2 separate regions of the Homo sapiens genome follow, and region 1 is linked to region 2. Evidence: chromatin loops called from intact Hi-C (ENCODE). Cell type or tissue: sigmoid colon. All regions are shown on one strand. Links, peaks and the distances in the headings refer to the core of each region. The heading gives the core; the rest is flanking DNA.

What was found. Peaks named below come from ENCODE experiments on the same cell type or tissue, not always from the same donor. Only the 100,000 strongest peaks of a DNase experiment are listed, where the experiment ranks them.
Region 1: a loop joins it to region 2, with 5 times the contacts of the local background. A loop is called at or near these places in 1 of 110 quality-filtered maps.

What each region holds. Positions count from the first base shown.
Region 1 is chr4:12,975,623-12,985,465 of GRCh38, forward strand. No RefSeq gene overlaps it. Among named protein-coding and RNA genes, the nearest start is that of RAB28, 500 kb to the right of the region's middle. In sigmoid colon, for the core only: no CTCF peak of the experiment used is centred there; a DNase peak (open chromatin) is centred at 4,429.
Region 2 is chr4:13,294,650-13,304,492 of GRCh38, forward strand. No RefSeq gene overlaps it. Among named protein-coding and RNA genes, the nearest start is that of RAB28, 180 kb to the right of the region's middle. In sigmoid colon, for the core only: a CTCF peak has its summit at 4,129 (motif pointing left); a DNase peak (open chromatin) is centred at 4,252; H3K4me3 peaks cover 948 bases.

The sequences.
Region 1 (9,843 bases), core at 1,219-9,218, 320 kb before region 2:
ACCAAAAGTTTTTCAACGAGTTTCATAATCATTGCCAGTACATCCTTCCTAATGGCTGATCCGCATTCCAGCTGGCTTTATATAAATCTCTTTTTATTGTTTTCTTTGCCTGAATGAACACAGGGACCAACTGTTCCCTGTCACTCATCTATTACACTTTCAGACACTTGAAGCCTGAGAATCGCTTCTAATTTTCTAATTAATCAATCATACTTTCATATATACTAAATTTAGTTTCCATTGATGGAACAGCCACAGATTGCTGGCACCATCCTTGGCACTGGTGGGCAGTGGTCAGGAGGGAGGAAGATGACAAAGTCATTGGAATTGGGGCACTTGAATCCAATAGAAGCATGACAGATGACAACCAGGCAGAGTAGTTAAGTGCATTCTCTGAAGCGAATTCCTGAAATAAATAGGAAGGCTGTGGGTAAAATAAGGCAATAATCCAACAGCCCTCTTACCCAGCTGGGCAACCTCCTTAGACAAATAAACAGCATCCTTTTAACCATCTACACAGGCTCACAGTTGAGCCAATTTATCTGTATCATCTACAAACAATATTTCACTTAATCTAAGGCAGAACAGCAGCACAAACATTGAGGTCTGGGTCTGTAACCATTTCTTCAACACTGAAATGTTTATGGGAACGTTCAAGGCTAAGAAAGAAAGAACATGTGAGTCCTCAGCGGACACTGCTATCCTTGCTGGGTACAGTTTCTCACTTATTCATATATGATGTGCTACAGAGGACCAGCATTAGCCAGTCATCCTTCAGTGAGTATCAAGTCAAGAGCTTTTGGTTCTTGGCTGAGCTGTGTTTTTCACTAGTTGTGTGATGTTAGGGAAGCCACTTGAGTTCACTCAGTATCAGTGTATTAGTCTGTTTTCATGCGGCTAATAAAGACATACCCAAGACTGGGTAATTTATACAGGAAAAAGGTTTAATGGATTTACAGTTCCACGTGGCTGGGGAGGCCTCACAATCATGGAAGAAAGCCAGGAGCAAGTCACATCTTATGTGGATGGCGGCAGGCAAATAGAGAGAGCTTGTGCAGGGAAACTTCAGTTTTAAAAACCATCAGATCTCATAAGACTTATTCACTATCAGGAGAACAGCCCAGGAAAGACCTGACCCCATGATTCAATTACCTCCCACCGGGTTCCTCCCATGACATGTGGAAATTGTGGGAGTTACAATTCAAGATGAGATTAGGGTGGGGACACAGCCAAACCATATCACTCAGTTTGGTCAAAAATCCAAACAGTGAGTTAAGCTAGGTCTCTCTATAGAGCTCTTCCAACTTAGTATCTCTAAAGCTTCACTTGGATAAGGATTTCTAACAGAGAAAATAGTATCAGTGCTTTTTACCTGGAGATATTCAATAGTCTGAACAGAAAGAGCATCTTCACTCTTCCTCAATTTCTATGTCACCTGTATGAGTAATTGTCATTGTTCAACAATACCAGCAAGGAATATATGATGCTTAATGTTTCTCCTACTCTACCATGTCTGCCTTGTCTTCCCACTAGTTCATCCACAGGAATCTTTCCTATGCTTGGCATATCAACATTCACAGGTACTATACTGTGTGTGAGTAAGGAGGCATCAGGTAGCAAGCACTATGCCATGGAATCGACCTCTGAGATGTCAAGAGGAAATTTCAAGATGGAGGCCAAGCAAGGAAGTAACTTGAATGACATCCTCACATAAATTTGTACCTTCATAGGCATGGGGGAACATCTGTTGTTTTTGTTCATCCACCATTCACACCCACTTCCTCCAGAAACAGCAGTCCAACTTTTCTTTTGGGAAGAATTTTTCCCCTACACATGGTACACATAGTTTTGGAGTGGATAGGGGAGTCAAGCCTCAACCAACCACATGGTCTTTCCTCTGAATATAGTGACTGGCTCAGTGATGGGGGCATGATCCATCTGAGGCTTGTAAGAATTAGCTCTAGGTTGGAGAGAGACTTCTCCTGGTACTACCCATAACAAGCAAGATGTAAACCTAGAACTGCTAGGAGCCATCACATGGAACATGAAAACAAGCCAACACAAAGGAAGTCATGAACTCTGATGATACGGACTGAGTCCTTTGATTCAGCCAGGCCTGAAATGACTTCTTCATTTCTAGTAAAGCCAGTTTCTATTGGGATTCTACTACTTGAAACCAGAAGATCCGTGGGTTATACACTAAAGGCAAGCATTGGCCCTTGAATTTGCTTTTTAAGAAATTTTAGTAGGTGCTTTGATAGATTAACAATCTCTAAGATAGCTTCCAGTTTTATCATTCAGTGTACCTTTAAAACTAACTTGACCAACCAAAAAAGGAAACTTAAAAAAGAAGATAAAACTAATCTGGCCAAGAAAAGCCACATAGTAGATCAGTGACTGTTAATCAGGCTGACCTGAGTTTGAATCCCAACTTATCTACTGCCTCATTCTAATAGCCTAGTTACTTGGCCTCAGTGAGCTTGTGTGTTTCTCTATAACGGGTGTAATGATATGTAGCTTGAAGAATTGCCTTCCAAGATTAAATTAAAACATTGAATACCAGGTCAATTTCCTGACACACAATATGCAGTCAACGGATGGCAGCTGTGATTATTTTATAATTTTATTTGTCCATGGAACCAGAAGCCACATCTAACAGTGTCTTATGTGAGTGTAATAATGGTCTTTCCTTACAACTGCAAACTCAATACACTTTCAAAATATTTTCATACCCATTAGCTCATTTTCCCATTTCCCCATTGCTCAAGAGTAGTCAAAGTTGGTGTGACAACTATCACTTTAAAGAAGAAGAAATCAAGGTCTTACAGCCACAAAGTAGAGTCAGAACCAAAACCACAGCCCTCTAACCCCAAGCTCAGAGCTCTACTTTCCCCACCTCACAGACCTGATGCCCAAAACCTGTGTCATCTCTCAGGGTCTCCACTGATAGAGTTCTGTATATTACCAAGTCATAGAGTTATGAAGTTAGAACAGTCATTGGAAATCCCAACCTCTACCCCTCCAGAATTTCTAACAATATTGTGGTTAAAAGCATAGAATGGAAATTCAGAAAGATGTGGATTAAAATCTATCAATTTTGGGCTTTGTGGCCACAAGCAAATGAAAAATATTGCTGATTTTCATTTTCATAGCTGTGTTATAGAGGTCCTGGAAGTGCCTACCTCTTCTGCTTGTCAAGAGAATTAAGTGTTATAAAGCAATTAGCATAGTTTCTATCACACGGAAACCTCACTGTGCATGGTCCATATTATGGAATTATTTATTGTTGTGATTACTATTATTATAACCTCAGGATTCTGAACCTCCAGTGTTTTCTTCACTACTGCCTGCCTTTTCATACTATAAACTTAAAATCATACACACACACATCCATGTGCCACTGAGACCAGGGACTATCTCTCTTGTCTTTACACCCACAAATCAATTCATATTTTCTGGATGTCTCAATAACAAATAATTGCTATTCTAAGGCATTAATTTGAAATAATATCCTAAGGGAATAATTACCTTTGAATTCTGATGTGGGCTTCTCTCCTCTCTCACTGGGAAAGAGACTCTAGCAACTGACGAAGGTGAGGAAGATTTAATCACACATTCCTACTCCATTGAGAGCTGCTGCTTCTTGTGTTTTTTTTTTTTTTTCTCTGTGCTTACCGCTTATTTCTTCCACACACCTACTTCAGGCATAGCCAAGAGTAAAGGATAGTGGTGCTGGATGTGGGCCCCATTAGGGAAGATTTAGGCTTTATCCTTTGTTTGTGTTCTCCACTTGTGATTTGTATTAAATTCACTTTGGGACACATACCACAAGGTACAAGAGGGCTTTTTGATTGAAAAGTGAAAGGAGCCTATTAGAAATGTGAAATCATAATTTCTGGAGGTTTGGGGATTTAAAAAAATGTGGACAGCTGCTGGCTAAAGAACTGAGAAACGTTTAAGTCAGAAAAATATTCTAGGCAACGGAGCCAGAGAACCTAAATCAGTGGCAAATACTGCTAAGCCATCATTACATACTAAATAGTTATTAGTCATCTCTTCGTTTTAAACAGAAAGCTTAAGGGTCTGAAGTCCAAAGCTTAGACTCCATTCTTTCTAACAAATCAAAAATCCCATCCCTTCCAATAACAGAAATCTGCCAAGAGAACATTAAAGGTCACGCTAAACCCACAAATGCAAAGCAATGCAGATTTCAAAGACCTCGAGTGGAAAAATACAATTAAAAGTCACCAGCTCATTCTGAGCAGAAGAAAAGCCCGAGAGCTTGATTTAAGGTCAGGAACTCAAGGAGCATTAAAGAAGAGAAGCAGGAACCATAAGCCAAGTCATAAGCAAAGTGGCCTGGAAACCCTCAAGCCTGGTGTGAGCCTTCCGCTTTCGGCCCCCCTCGTGGGTGAGTGGGTCACAGCGGGGTTGGGATGCTGAGTTATCCCGTGGGGCCTATAATGGAAACTACATGTGAGGACCTGGCCTCCAGCGGATGGGCCTGGGCTGCTGGCTCTCACCCAGCTCCGCAGCGATTTTCCTGTATTACCCTAAACAAGTCATTCACCCTGCCCAACCCTATTTTTGCCTAATTACAAAATAATTTCTTTTAATGAGGCCAAGCTTACTAGTAAGCCTGTATTCCGTGGTCTGAGGGTTGCTAAGACGGCACCACTGGGACTTTAGGCCCAGCTCCATGATATTTACATCTCCCCACTCTACTTTGCACCAGTACCTGAAACACCACCATTCCTGTGTATATTTAATCTACAAGCATGCTTTGTGTGCCTGCTTTATGCCAGACACTGTACTAGGAATTAAGTATACAGGGGTGAGTAAAACAAGCATAGACCCCATGCAGAATATAGCTGGCAGAAACCCACTAAATAGGTAAATACATGTGTGTATATATATATATATATATATATATATATACACACACACACACATATATATAGATATATATACACATATATATATACACACACACAGACATGCACTGTAAGGTTAGTGAACAAAGCACTCTAAGAAATGAGAAGTCTGAGTCTTAATTAAGGTCATTAGAAAAGCCACCAAAAAGATAATCTTTAAGCAGAGATCTGGAAAGATCCAGGAACATAGTATTCTAAGCTGGAAACTAGCATGTGCTACCCTCTAGGCTAGATGGGAGCTTGATGGAGTCTAGAAATTGAAAAGGAGCTCATTGTAGCTGGGACACAGTACATGAGATGGAAAGAGACTGAGATCAGGTGAGAGCTGCTTGAGCAGAGATCACATGGGGCTTGGTAGGCCCCGAAAAGGAATCTGGATATTGATTCACCCCCAATATGAAGCCATTAAAGAATCTAAGCAACACTCTTCTCTCACTATTAAAATTACTCTGGCTTCAGTGAGGTAGATAGAATGGTGGAAGGCAAAAGAGGAAACAAGAAACACAGGTAAAATATTTTGCTCCCCTCCCTAGATTATAAGCTCCATGAAGGCAAAGAGTTGCATCAGTTTTATTCAAAATATCTCTGTGGTTCTTAAAACAAAGATGTCCCAAGAAATTAGCAAGTTCTGATGGTGAATAAAGGCAAAGCCTTACTTAGGATCAATAAGAAAAGTACTCTATGTGGCACTGAAAAGACATTCTATCAATAAATATTTACTGATGAAAAAAGAATGAGTAAAGATAACTGTACTCCAGAAGAAAATATTACAGTAGCTTGGATATACTGGTAAAGTGGAGAGTGCAGGATAAGTAGGCAGATTTGAGATCTATTTTGGAGGCAAATATAAAGGACTTACAGAGCAAATGGATGCAAAGACGGAGAGAGAAGGACAAATGAAGATCAATACCCTCATTTCTGGCTTGAGCAACAAGGTAATTGGCAAAGGCATTTCCTGGGAAAAGAAAACTTCCTGGGGGACAGGTGGGTTCGACTATTGGTCTATATCTAGAATCACAATGACTCAGCCTCTACAGACCTGTGTATGTCAGAATAAATGTGTACTGTTACTAAATTTGGGGGCAGTTTATCATGAAGCCTTACCATGGCCATAGCTGACTTCTGTGGTTTGGATAACTGATCATTCCAAATATGATGTTGAAATGTAATCCCCAGTGTAGCAGTGTTGGGAGGTGGGCCCAGTGGGAGATGTGTGGGCCACCGGGGCAAATTTCAAATGAATGGCTTGATGCCATCCTTACATTAATGAATGAATTATTGCTCTATTAGTTCCTACAATAGCTGGTTGTTAAAAAGAGCCTGGAATCTCCCTGTTTGCTCTCTTGCTTCCTCCCCCACAGTGTTATATCTGCACGCAAAGGCTCCCCTTCAACTTCTGCCATCAGTGCAAACAGAGGCCTCACCAGAAACAGATGCAGGTGCCATGCTTCTTGTACAGTCTGCAGAACCATAAGCCAAATAAACCTCCTTTTTCTTATAAATTACTCAGCCTCAGGCATTCCTTTAGAGCAACACTAAATGAAGTGAGACACTAACTGAAGCAGGAATCAAAAGATTCAAAAGAAAATCATAAGTCCAATATCCAAATGTCAAATTTAGGAGAACTGTGAAACACCCAAGTGAGGATATCAAGTAAGCAATTGGATACACAATTCCATAAATGTACATGTATTGAGGGCTCAACTAAAAATAAACTTCTGGAGTTACCAGCGCATAAAGATTATACTTAAAACCAAGAGTACCAGTGAAATCAACTAGGAAGAGGACACAGAAATATACAAAAGTGTCTCTATCCCAATCATGAAATTCTTCAACTTTTACAGGTTATGAGAAAGAAATTTTGAAGACAAAGAAGGATGAATCAGAAATGAGGCAAGAAAACAGAAAGACATGGGAGCATAGCATCCAAGAAAGGAGATTTTTAAAAAATACATAGCAAATACTCAACTGGGTGAAACACTGATTGAAGACTCTATTAGTTTTCTACTGCTATAACAAATTACCATGAACTTAGGGCCTTAAAACTACAAGAATGTATTTTACAGTTTTGGAGATCATAAGTCTGAAATAAGCCTCAATAAACTAAAGTATCAACAAGTATGTGTTTCTTCTGGAAACTTTAAGGGAATGTCAGTTTTCTAATTTTTCTCAGCTTCCAGAAACCACCCTCATTTCTTGCCTCATGGTCCCTTCTTAAATCTTCAAAGCCAACAGTGTAACAATTTGAAATCTCTCTTGGGCATTGACATGGTTTGGCTCTGTGTCCCCATCCAAATCTCATCTTGTAGCTCCCATAATTTCCATGTGTTATGGGAGGGAACCAGTGGGAGATAACTGAATCATGGGTGTGGAACTTTCCCATGATGTTCTCGCGATAGTGAATAAGTCTCATGAGATCTGATGGTTTTAAAAATGGGAGTTTCACTGCACAGGCTCTCTCTTCGCCTACTGCCATCCATGTAAGACATGACTTGCTCCTCCTTTCCTTTCACCATGATTGTGAGGCTTCCCCAGCCACATGAAACTGTAAGTCCATTAAACCTCTTTCTTTTGTAACTTGCCTAGTCTCAGGTATATCTACAGACTAATACAGGCATCAACACTGACTTTCCTACCTCTCTTTTTCACATGTAGGGATACTTGTGATTATACTGGGCCCACCAGGATACCCCAGGAAAATCTCCCTATCTCAAGGTCAGCAGATTAGCAATCTCAATTCTGTCTGCACCCTTAATTTCCACCTTGCCCCATGCAACATGACATATTCACAAGAGATTAGAAAGCAGCCATCTTTGGGAGACCATTATTCTGCCTACCACTGACACCAAATAAGATGAGCTTTGCTTTTGGGGAAAATGGATAGATGTTTTAGGGAAAAGTTAAGGCTCCTAGTGTGTTAGTTCCACAGAATATTAAGAGAAGAGCTCAGGCTAACTTTCGGCTCTATATAACTGTGTTTTCTTTTCGCAGATCCAACCAATTCAATTCTCCCACACCAGTTGGGTATTGTATCATCAAATTTAATTCTGACACTAACTACCCAAAGTTAGCACAGACCCCACAAGTTAAGGACTCGGTCTCACAAGACTGTCCCTACTTCAGAGCCAGGTGCAAGTGATGTCCCCAGGTTACCCACACTTCTGCTCAATCAACTACAAATTTGTGAGTGTCTGCAATGCACCCTCAAGTTTTACCATTCTCTAGAACAACTTACACAACTCAGAAAAGTGCTTTACTTACTATTACCATTTATTTTGAAGGACACACATGAACAGCTAAGATAAAGAGGCACAGGAGTCATGGTTCAGAAGGGTTCTGAGTGCAAGAACATCTGTCCCTGCAGAATCAGGGAGAGTTACCCTCCCAGTATATCAACAACCAGAAAGCCCTTGAACTCTGTTGTTTTCATAAAGGTTTCATTAAAGTGGGTAGGATTGATTAAATCATTACTATTGTTGATTAAACTCAATCTCCAGTCCCTCATTTGGGGAGTAGGGCTGAAAGTCCTAACCGTCTAATCACATGGTTGATTTTCCTGGCAATCAATCCCCATCCAAAGCTGTCTAGGGCCTCCCACCATGAGTTATCTTGTTAGCATACAAAAGACATTCTTATCTCAGTTTTTTTTTTAATACTTTAAGTTCTGGGATATATGTGCAGAATGTGCATGTTTGTTACATAGATATACATGTGCCACAGTGGTTTGCTGCATCCATCAACCCATTAGCTAGGTTTTAAGCCCTGCATGCATTAGGTATTTTTCCTAATGCTACCCTCCCCTTGCCCCAACCCCCTGACAGGACCCGGTGTGTGATGTTCTCCTCCCTGTGTCAATGTGTTCTCATTATTCAACTCCCACTTATGAGTGAGAACATGAGGTGTTTGGTTTCCTATTCCTGTGTTAGTTTGCTGAGAATGATGGTTTTCAGTTTCATCCATGTCCCTGCAAAGGACATGAACTAATCCTTTTTTATGGCTGCATAGTATTCCATGGTGTATAAAGATTTCATATGCTTGTTGGCTGCATAAATGTCTTCGAGAAGTGTCTGTTCATATCCTTTGCCCACTTTTTGATGGGGTTGTTTTTTTTTTTGTAAATTTGTTTATGTTTTTTGTAGATTCTGGATATTAGCCCTTTGTCAGACGGACAGATTACAAAAATTTTCTCCCATTCTGTAGGTTGCCTGTTCATGCTGATGATAGTTTCTTCTGCTGTGCAGAAGCTCTTTAGTTTAATTAGATCCCATTTGTCAATTTTTGCTTCTGTTACTATTGCTTTTGGTGTTTTAGTCATGAAGTCTTTGCCCATGCCTATGTCATGAATGGTATTGCCTAGGTTTTCTTCTAGGGTTTTTATGGTTTTAGGTCTTACATTTAAGTCTTTAATTCATCTTGAGTTCATTTTGTATAAGGTGTAAGGAAGGGGTCCAGGTTCAGTTTTCTGCATATGGCTAGCCAGTTTTCCCAACACAGTTTATTAAATAGGGAATCATTTCCCCATTGCTTATTTTTGTCAGGTTTGTCAAAGATCATATAGTTATAGATGTGTGGTGTTATTTCTGAGGCCTCTGTTCTGTTCCATTGGTATATATATATATATATATATATATATATATATATATATATATGTATGTTTTGGTACCAGTACCATGCTCTTTTGGTTACTCTAGCCTTGTAGTATAGTTTGAAGTCAGGTAGCATGATGCCTCCAGCTTTGTTCTTATTTCTTAGGATTGGCTTGGCTATATGGACCATTTTTTGATTCCATATGAAATTTAAAGTAGTTTTCTCTAATTCTGTGAAGAAACTCAATGGTAGCTGCCAAAAACTGCCAGAAACACAACAAAAAAAGAAAATTTCAGGCTAATATCCCTGATGAACATTGATA
Region 2 (9,843 bases), core at 919-8,918:
TCAAAAGGTGAAATCATCATTACCTTTTCCAACACATCCCACATTCAATAACATCAAGGTTTGTGTCCATGGGGATGGAGAGGTGATAATAATAATAATAATGGCTGAAAGCGCAAGGCACTGTGCAAAAAGCCTAACACAAAAAAGCTTACTGGAGTTGTGACACATTACACAGATTTCAAGATATAAAGCCTCCAAGGCTGTGTTTGCCAAAAAAAAGAAAAAGTAAAACAATAACAATAAGACATTTCTGCATTTCTGACAGAGTGCTCTTATTCCTGCATTTTCCTTATGATTGGTGGGCTTTGCCTTCAAGCATCCCCTGCTCCCACCTATTCCTTCCCCTCCCCTCCTCCCTCTCACCCTCCCCTTTCTCCTGCAAACAAGTCAGGGGAGGCAGGGAGTGTGAACACAGTACATGGGAGGGGGAGGACAGAGTTCACCCTGTTAAAAATCATTAATCATCTTGAGGTCACCAGGCCTGAACACATTTCCTTCTCAAAGGCTGTCCTGTGGGCGATCTGTCTCCTAACAGGTTTTGTAATGCTGAGTTGTAAAGTGTTCCTGATGAATTATTGTTGGCGCTCAGTCCAAAGGCTTGAAGTCTCAAGTCCATGAAAAGAAAAAGCAGACCCTCTCTCCTGCGCCTGTTGTCCATGGGGCCAGCACAGGGCTTGCATTGTGCATGAGGGTGGATGGCCTGGAGGCCCCTCATCCCTGCAGCCCAGACTCCTGGAGGGGCCTAAGACAGACTGGCTTTTATCACTACACATGGACATATGGGAGCTGGGTGTTTGAGGGCAGGTCACGCCTACTCCATGCCCCCTCATAGCGTACCTCTAGGAAAGGGCAGGATTTGTGTTCCCATTTGACAGATAAGGAAACTGAGGCCAGGGCTATATTATGGCATGTCCAAGGCAACCCAGCTACTTTGTGGCAAATCTAGGATTAGAACTTAGGTCTCCAAACTGCTACCCATTTCCCTTTCTCCGTGCCACTTGCCCTGGGCTACAGGGCTTTCAGCGATGTGGGGTCCTTTTCCCTATAGGATCTCAGCTGACATGACTGCTGCCTCACCTAAGGCCTCTGCTCCAGCCCCCCATCTGCCTGAACTGCTCTGCTCCTAGACCCTCCCATGTGCTTCCAAGACCAATGTAAGGTCCCACTCAGAGAGGCCGTCCTGACCACCTGGTCTGAAATCACCACATCTCTCTTGATTGCAACACCCTACTTAACTTCTTCAGTGCATTCAGCACTTTCCAACGTTCTCTTGTTTATCTGTTGTATATTTGTCCTCTTTGTCTCTCCCTCTGCCATCCAGCTCCACCTCGTTCAGATTATCAGCTCAGGAAGGCAGCCACCATGTCTCTCTTGTTCTCCACTTATGGCCAGCACTGAAATAGTAACTGACAGGTGCTCAATAAATCTGTGGTTAATTAATTAACAAATCAAAATCAAATCATTAACAAATCAACAAATCAAAATCAAAATTAACAAATCAAAATCAAATCATTAACAAAGCCGTACTTTTGCATAAAGTCTTTTTAAATGTGCTTGTGTGTGTGTGGATGTCTCTTCTCTCTCCCCCCATATATTTATATATTCTAAAGCACTTTCACAATAACATTTTATTGTCACTTATCCCACATGTAGTAGGAAGAACAGGCATTATTATAACCATCTTACAGATAGGAAAGTTAAGGCTCAGAGAAATTTGGTAACTTTTCCTCTTGACCTTAATTTTTTTTTTGAGACAGGATCTTGCTCTGTTGCCCAGGCTGCAGGATAGTGGCATGTTCATAGCTCACTGCAGCCTCAACCTCCTGGGCTTAAGAGATCCTCCCAACCTCGGCCTACTGAGTAGCTGGGACTACAGATACACATTACCATGCCTGGCTAATTATTTGATTTTTATTTTCTAGAGAAAAGGTATCACTATGTTGTCCAGGCTGGTCTCAAACTCCTGGCCCCAAGTGATTCTCCTACCTCAGCCTCCCAAAGTGCTGGGATTACAGGAGTGAGCCACTGCACCTGAACTTTGACTCAAAAATTAGAAGACCAGGATGCTCCTGCAAGTTGCTTGCTAGGTAACCTCACAAAGGTCTTTTTCCCTTTTGGAGCCTCAGTCTCCCTATAATAAGGGATTGTAAATTAAAAGATCTCTAAGGTTCTCTCTGGGAATAATATTCTTGGATAGTGTTTCCCAAACTGTGTGCTTGGAACCCTAGTATCTGAGGAGATGGTAACATGTTTTCTGTGGAACAGTCTGGGAAACACTGTTCCAGTATTGGCTTTAAGTTTACTTCAGGCAGGGACTGGATCCCTGGGTACGGTTTGTCAAGGCTTGGAGCAAAGAGTGAAAAAGGAACTAAATCTCTCAGCTCCTATACTGTCAACCACATGTGACTACTTCCCTGGCATCATCCCATTTGACTTTAAAAACCCCTAGAAGTAGATATTCTTCTTACTTCCACTTTATGGCTTGGTAACTAAGTGAAACTCAGGAAAGTCAATGAGATCATGTGTATGGCAGAGGATGGTTGTTCAAGGAGTTGACCTCAAAGGGTCCGTTCAAACACTTTAAAGGGGAAGTAGAAAGCTTTCTTGACTTGTGTTTGATTTGCCACCAATTACAGGGAGCTGCTGCTTCACTTCCACCTTCCAAATGTCAAGCAAGTGTATCTACTAACTGAAACATAGCTCACACTCTAGCTGCAAGGGAGTCTGGGAATTGTCATTCTTTATGTCCCTGTGGTGCAAGATGGCACATGTCAGAAGGATGGTATTGGTGTTAAGTGCCAATGACCACATTCATCATTTATCCTATAGTGAATTTGCTTTCAAAGCTGCTCTCCTCCTGGTCTCTGAAAGTCTGAGATGTGAACTGGAGAACTGAGGACAGGGAATTGGTGTAGGAATAAATTTGGAGTAGAGGTGGCAATCCAGGTCAAGATGAAAACACAAAGCTCCTGCCCAGCATTGCAGCAAAACAAAAGAAAGATGAAGAGAAAGAAAGGAATCCAAGCAGCAGTGAGGGAAGGGTTCGTTGTCTCAGACAGAAGCCACCTGAGGGGTTTCATCTGGGCTCCTCCCTTTCTCACTGTGTGATCTTGGGCATCTTCTCTCTCTCTCTCTCTCTCTCTCTCTCTCTCTCTCTGAAACACATTTCCTTTATCTTTCTCTTCCCTTTGGTTTTAAGAATCAACTGGGTCACAGTACACAGACATAATTTGTTTACTGTTAAGGAATGCACAGATGAAAGAAAATATGATCATCTCCCAAACAGCAAAGCCAAGTGGCCTCAGCCATTTGTCTTTAAAGCTGCGCTCATTTAACCTGGAACATCCTGTAAGTGGCAGAGACATCTTTCAACATAATTTCAATTCAGAAGAGCAAGATTTCATGTGATTTTTATTTTATAGTAATCTGATTTCTAAGAATCAATATGTCTTACCTTTATAATCAAGAAAAAATAAGTTAAAAATACAATATCTTGATCAAAATAAAATGCCCAATTATAATCTGTAATCTGTAATCTCTCTCTCCCTCACACACACACACATATTTTTACAATCACAACTGTGACTTAGCATTTATAGCATTTTTATGGGATCATAGAATGTTTGAGCCAGAAGGATCTGAAAGCTCATCTATCCAACCATGTTGTGAGGACCCAAGAAATCCACAGAGAATGTGAAGAGCCCCCAGAGTAGAAGGGATGGTAACCCAGACGTCTCCTCCTGCCTTCACCAGAACGTTTGGCTTTCATCAATTTTATATTTTAAATTTGCCTGCATGATTCCATTTCAAAAAGAAATCTCACTGCAACACACACAAATATGAAAACCGGTGGATAAGCTCAAAGCTTCATAGCTCTGCCGTTTCTCCAGTGGGGAAGCTGAGGCCAAGAAAACTAAAAAGCCCATGTGTAAGCCCCACAGAAGCACAAAACGGGGTCTGGAACTGGAATTCTGATTCCTAACCTGCTTTCCCCACCGGAAGAATCCCAGGCTGGGCGACCCAGACAGCCATGGCTCTGATCCAAGGGGCAGATCACTATTGGTACTGTTTGTTTGCACAATATATAGTATTGTTTAAGTTCTGAAGCTCAGCGACATCCCCTGGCAAGACTCTGAACTGGAGCCCAAAGGAGAGCGCTGTGGTCGTGGAAGGAGAGAGCCACGGCGAGGAGAGGGTGGCTCCTTCCAGGGGGCGGTGCGCTCTGCCGTTCCGCGTCATATCCCTTGGCAGTATTGTAAACACAAGTCCACTGTATGTTTTTAAAACGTGAGAAGAAGCAGGATCCTGCCCTCGTGTTTTGACATCGCCTGCAGGGAGGGAGAATGGGACGAGCAGATCTGGCCTGTGCAAAATGTAATTGCTTTTCCCACCTGATGGTTAATCTCAGGCGGGACGGGCTGTCCCACAGGCTCTCAACCTGAGCCGCCCACACCCGGGTGCAGGGCGAGGGCCATGGACTCAGATCCTCGGCCACTGCAAAGTTGCCAATCGTGTGCTCTGGGGCTTTAGGGGTCATTATTCTCACCTGAAAAATGAGAGTTGGCCTAGATCAGGGATTTCAAGCTGTCAGAGAGACTCTGGTTGGATCCATGTTACAAAATGGATGTCCTGGTAAGATTTAGGTTGAAGTTTCCGCTACGAAAAGGAAGATGGAAATCCAGGGGACTCAATGTTTCTCACAGCTCTTTTTCTCTAAAGTATTCTAATTCGAGATTTTACTTGTCTTTAAGGTGAAAGATGAAACTAAAAGAAGTTTCATCTCCACCCAAGAGAGATGGAGAAAGGCATCCTCAGCGCTCAGAAAGTCATCTGAGGAACTCAGGGTCTGTGGAGCTGAACCTTGGCAGCCCACTAACCTCCCCTCAAACCCACAGTTAGTTGCCCTCTCCTCTCCCCTGAGTCAGCACTTCATATCTTGCACCAATAACACTGCCATACAGCTCTTGTGTTGCACTGTCCCATCTCTCCTGCCACTTCCTACCTTCATCTTCTATGAACTGCCTGAACCCCCTGGCTGTGTCTTATTCCTAGATGAAACCCCCATATCCAGCACAGTGTCTGGGACATTGTAATTGCTCAATAAATGGATGTGGAATTGAATTGCATCTCAAAAATTGGCCTGACTCTCAAACTCAGCATTCTAAGGCTCACTTTTAAATATATGCACTTTCAAAGAAATATTATGGCTTGGTATAGAGACAGAATTCATTCAACCACTAAGCAGATGTTGAGTATCAACTATAAGCCAAGTGCTACTCCAAATCAGGGGATACATTGGAGACTAAAACAGATTCAGTATCTGGTGGAAAGCTATTATAAAAGAATAACAGAACTGTATGTCTAGTGAGGGTTGAAAGGGCCTCTATGCCCAGAGAATACATCTTTCTGCTGTCATGGTTCACATGCGGAAGCTGTCCAAAGCCTCAGAGAAGGAGACGTCACCAGCTTTGGTTTCTTACTGACACAAGAGGCTCCCAGAAAGGGGCACTGAAATATTGAATGGAGTTTGGTTGAAGAGGGCACCACAGAGAAAATACACAAAACAAGAGGGAAAGACTGGGTATCTCCCATCTCATTTCCTATCCCAAAGTCTGTGGCAAGTGGCAGAAAAAGTGAGGATTTTGACAGTCCAAGTTGCCTTAACCTCTCTGAGAATGTTTTGGGGAAAAGGACGTGAATTTTGTTGGTGATGTGTTGAGCTGGAAGTGGCTCTGGGATCACCAATGGTGGGATCCAGAAGGCACATAAACAACCAGATCTGGAGTTCAGCAGAGGTGTTTGAACCAGAGAGAGGGATTTTGGAGTTGATTTGCATGTATGGGCTCCTTGAAGCCATTGGTTTTTGTGATGACTTCCAGGGACAAGAGGATGTAAAGAAAAGAATGGAGGCACTTTAAGGAAGGAGCCAGGGGGAGCACTTTCATTAGAGAGGCCCAGAAGATAATATTCCTAGGAGAAGGATTTTCTCCTCTATGCTCCTGCAGGGCCTCGCCTGAGCAGCCATTGTGTCACTCCTATCAAACTGCCCAGGGAATCTTTGTTTTGATGTCTCTCTCCCTCTAACTATTGTAAACTCTTTGATGGCAGGCCAAGGTTTAAACCATCTTTGCATTCCCAGAATCTAACCCAGTGTTTGTTTGTTGAATGAATAAAGGGATGAATGAAGTCTAGAAAGCACATCCTGTGAGAAACAATAAAAGGATCTGTAAATGTTGCCTTGGAGAAGACTTGCTTCAGGGAACCCAGAAAGAGCTGACATATGGGAAAAGGCAGAGCACCATCATGTTATTGTTGAAAGATAATTATTTTAGCTCAGGACTGGAACTGTCTAGTGATGGAATAGGCCATCTGGTGAAGTAGTGAGGTCTTCAATACTGAGAGCGTGTAAGCTGTATTAGTCCATTCTCACACTGCTAGTAAAGACATACCTGAGGCTGGGTAATTTATAAAGGAAAGAGGTTTAATTGATTCACAGTTTAGCATGGCTGGGGAGGCTTCAGGAAACTTACACTCATGGCAGAAGGGGAAGCAAACACGTCCTTCTTCACATGGAGGCAGGAAGGAGAAGTGTGGAGCAAAGTGGAGAAAAGCCCCGTATAAAACTACCAGATCTCATGAGAACTCACTCACTATCACAAGAATAGTATGGGGGAACTGCCCCCACAATCTAATCACCTCCCATGAGGTCCCTCCCCCAACACGTGGGGATTACAATTCAGATTACAATTCAAGATGAGATTTTGGGTGGGGACACAGCCAAACCATATTATAAGCAAAGATAGGTGTCATTCTCCCAGGAGGAGTACATTGAATGGGAGCCCAACCACACCTTCTAAGGAATGCAGCTCTCAGGGTCTGTGATTCCAACATGAATGACATCCAGGCAACTCCTCAACTTTGCCAGTTGACTTCACAAGGGAAAATTGAAGCCCATCATTAGCAAACAAAGAAGAGATCTCTGAAGGTTATGGAATCCATTCTATGGAATTTCCAGGCCAGCTGACCCAACTTTTCCCTGAGCATTCGAGGCCCTGAGAATATGGTCCCTGCCAGTCTCTTCAGCCTTCCATCCCACTAAACATCATGATACCGGCATATGTCTACTTACATATCTCTTCCACTCCCAGCCCTCACTCACATTTGATGGGAAGCCCTTTGAGAGGCAGGACCAGACCTCAGGTACTCATCAAACAGCTGTGTTGCAATGGTTAAGAGCACTGTGCTATAGTCATATTATCTTCATTGCTTAGTCTGTGAGTCAGACACTTGTAAGACTATTGTGAGGATTAAAGGGTTAATACCCATAATGTTCTAGCATGGAGTAAGTTCTCAAAGCTCATATTATTATATGAGTTTCTTCTGTACCTGGCAAAATGCCTGTCAATAAAGGTTTACTGAACTTAAAATAAATATACGTATATAAACAATTAAATATGGTTGTTGCCATCACTGACCAATCAAGAAACATTTATTAATCTCTACTATGCACCCAATACCTTATTGGATACTGGAAAAAAAAAAAAAAGAAGTGAAAAAATACACAGTTTTTTATTTCCAAGGATTTTGCAATCTGGTGATAAAGACAAATATCATTATTTTAAATTAATAAGTCAAAAAATAAAATCTAACAAAGCCTTTTAAAGTAACACATACCAAGCACATACCATGGATCAAGCCCTACTAGCCTTCGTAGGTTATCTTATTTGATTAAGTTTTGAATTGTGAGGGACCTTCAATTAATGCTTTGAGAGGGAAAGGGAAAGTCATGTGGGCTTCCTCAATAGGGTAAGTTTGGACTTTCTTGAAAAGTGCCCTTAATTTACTTAATATTCTTCCAGTTGCCGTGAACTATCCCAACAATTTAAACGAGGTAAGATGGGGATGTGAGGAAAGGGGAACTAAGCCCTGGCAATATGATTCATATTTAGGGCTTAAACCCTTTATCAATGTTAATTCATTTCATTCCAATCTTAAAGCTACTAAGTAGGTATGGTTTTCCCCCGGGGGAACCCTGAAGTCAATCTTCTCACTCCTCACCAATGTGAATGAAGATCTATAGAATTGGAAATGAGAGGGAAATGTCAGGGGTCCTGTCCTCTGACCTACCAAGAGCCATAGAGCACAGTGGGCTTTGGCCAGTCACACAGAAAAGATTCCCTGCAGACCCAGCTGCTGATGGGATTATGTGGGAATTCACCATCAATGTCCTCACAAAAGAAAACATAAGCACCATTGATTACCTTCTAATAACTATTTTATTACATATTTTATATTTATGAAATGGCACTGGGAGAGGGTTGTTACTGTTTTTCTAATGCAAAGCAGATGGGCCTGACAGAGGTAAATGGGGCTTTCTGGGTGTGTCCCTGAAAGTTTGTGTTTTCCCGGAAGGTTTTGAGCCAGAGCCAAGCCAGATCCAGAAGTTCCCATCCAACCCTGTCTCAACACATGACTTTCATTAACAAAATTGCATTGCTCTTTTTTGCAGAAAGTGGTACTATTACTAAAATAAAAACATGTCTATTATGGATCAATTGCCACCTACGTGGAGCTGAGGAGCACTTAGCAAGAAGAGGGCAGGAACTGAGGAGAAAAAAGAAAAGCTGATCTTGCAAGAAGGCCTAGCCACTGGGGCTGGGCAAGAATGAGATGGATCTGATTGCACCTCTAGCATGATCACCCTGGGCTAATCTACTGCAGAGAGAACTTGGCCCTCAAAGAGCTTTCATTCTAATCATGAAACCAGCCCATCCCACTTGTGTGCATCTTGTCAATGGAAGCCAGTGCAAGCACCACCAGCGGCCTTCCTTCTAGGCCCACCCTCTGGCCCCTCTTGGACTTCTTCCTTTGTTCCTGACTTTGCTTTCTTGCTGTATCCTAATAACAGCTCATTCAGCTTCTAGCTTCATGCTCACTTTTAAAACTTTAATTTGCATTTCCTGACTTGGTCATGGTCATGCTTTGTACCACTAACAGGTTCTACCACCCCTGATTTGCTCAGGTTGACCCCTGCCTGACTAATACCCACTCCTGTGCCCCCACCCAGAGGTCAGCCTGCCCATGTCTTCCAGCCACTCCTAACTTAACCTGTTACCTTTGCATGGTAGAAGACACTGATTATCCTCTAAGCATATTCACTTCTTAAAGAAATTTTCTTTAGACTCTGAAGCAACTTAAACTTTTTATAATCTAAGATGTCCTCATCTTGGTGGAAGTGCTTTTCTCTATATACCTATAATTCTTAAGCTTTTGGGTGCATGAAAATTAGCCAGGGGAGAAGCAGGAAAATGAATTCCTGAGTACTATCTTCAGAAATTCTGATTCTGTAAGTCAAAATGGGCCAAGAATCTGCATTTCTTGTGGAGAAACAAAAAAAAATCTACATTTCTAATGTAGGCAGAACCTGGGATGTACTTTGAAAAGCACAGCCTTGGCTGTGCGTGGTGGCTCACGCCTGTAATCCCAGCACTTTGGGATGCCAACGCAGGTAGATCACTTGAGGCCAGGAGTTTGAGACTAGCCTAGTCAACATGGTGAAACCCTAACTCTACTAAAAATACAAAAATTAGCCAGGAGTGGTGGCATACACTTTTAATCGAAGCTACTCAAGAGGCTGAGCCACGAGAATCACTTGAACCCAGGAGGCAGAGGTTGCAGTGAGCCAAGATTGAGCCACTGCACTCTAGCCTGGATGACAGCAAGACCCTGAAGAAAGAAGGAAAGAAAGAGGGGAGAAAGAAAGAGAGAGAGGAGAGGAGAGGGGAAAAGAGGAGAGGAGAGGAGAGGAGAGGAGAGGAGAGGAGAGGAGAGGAGAGGAGAGGA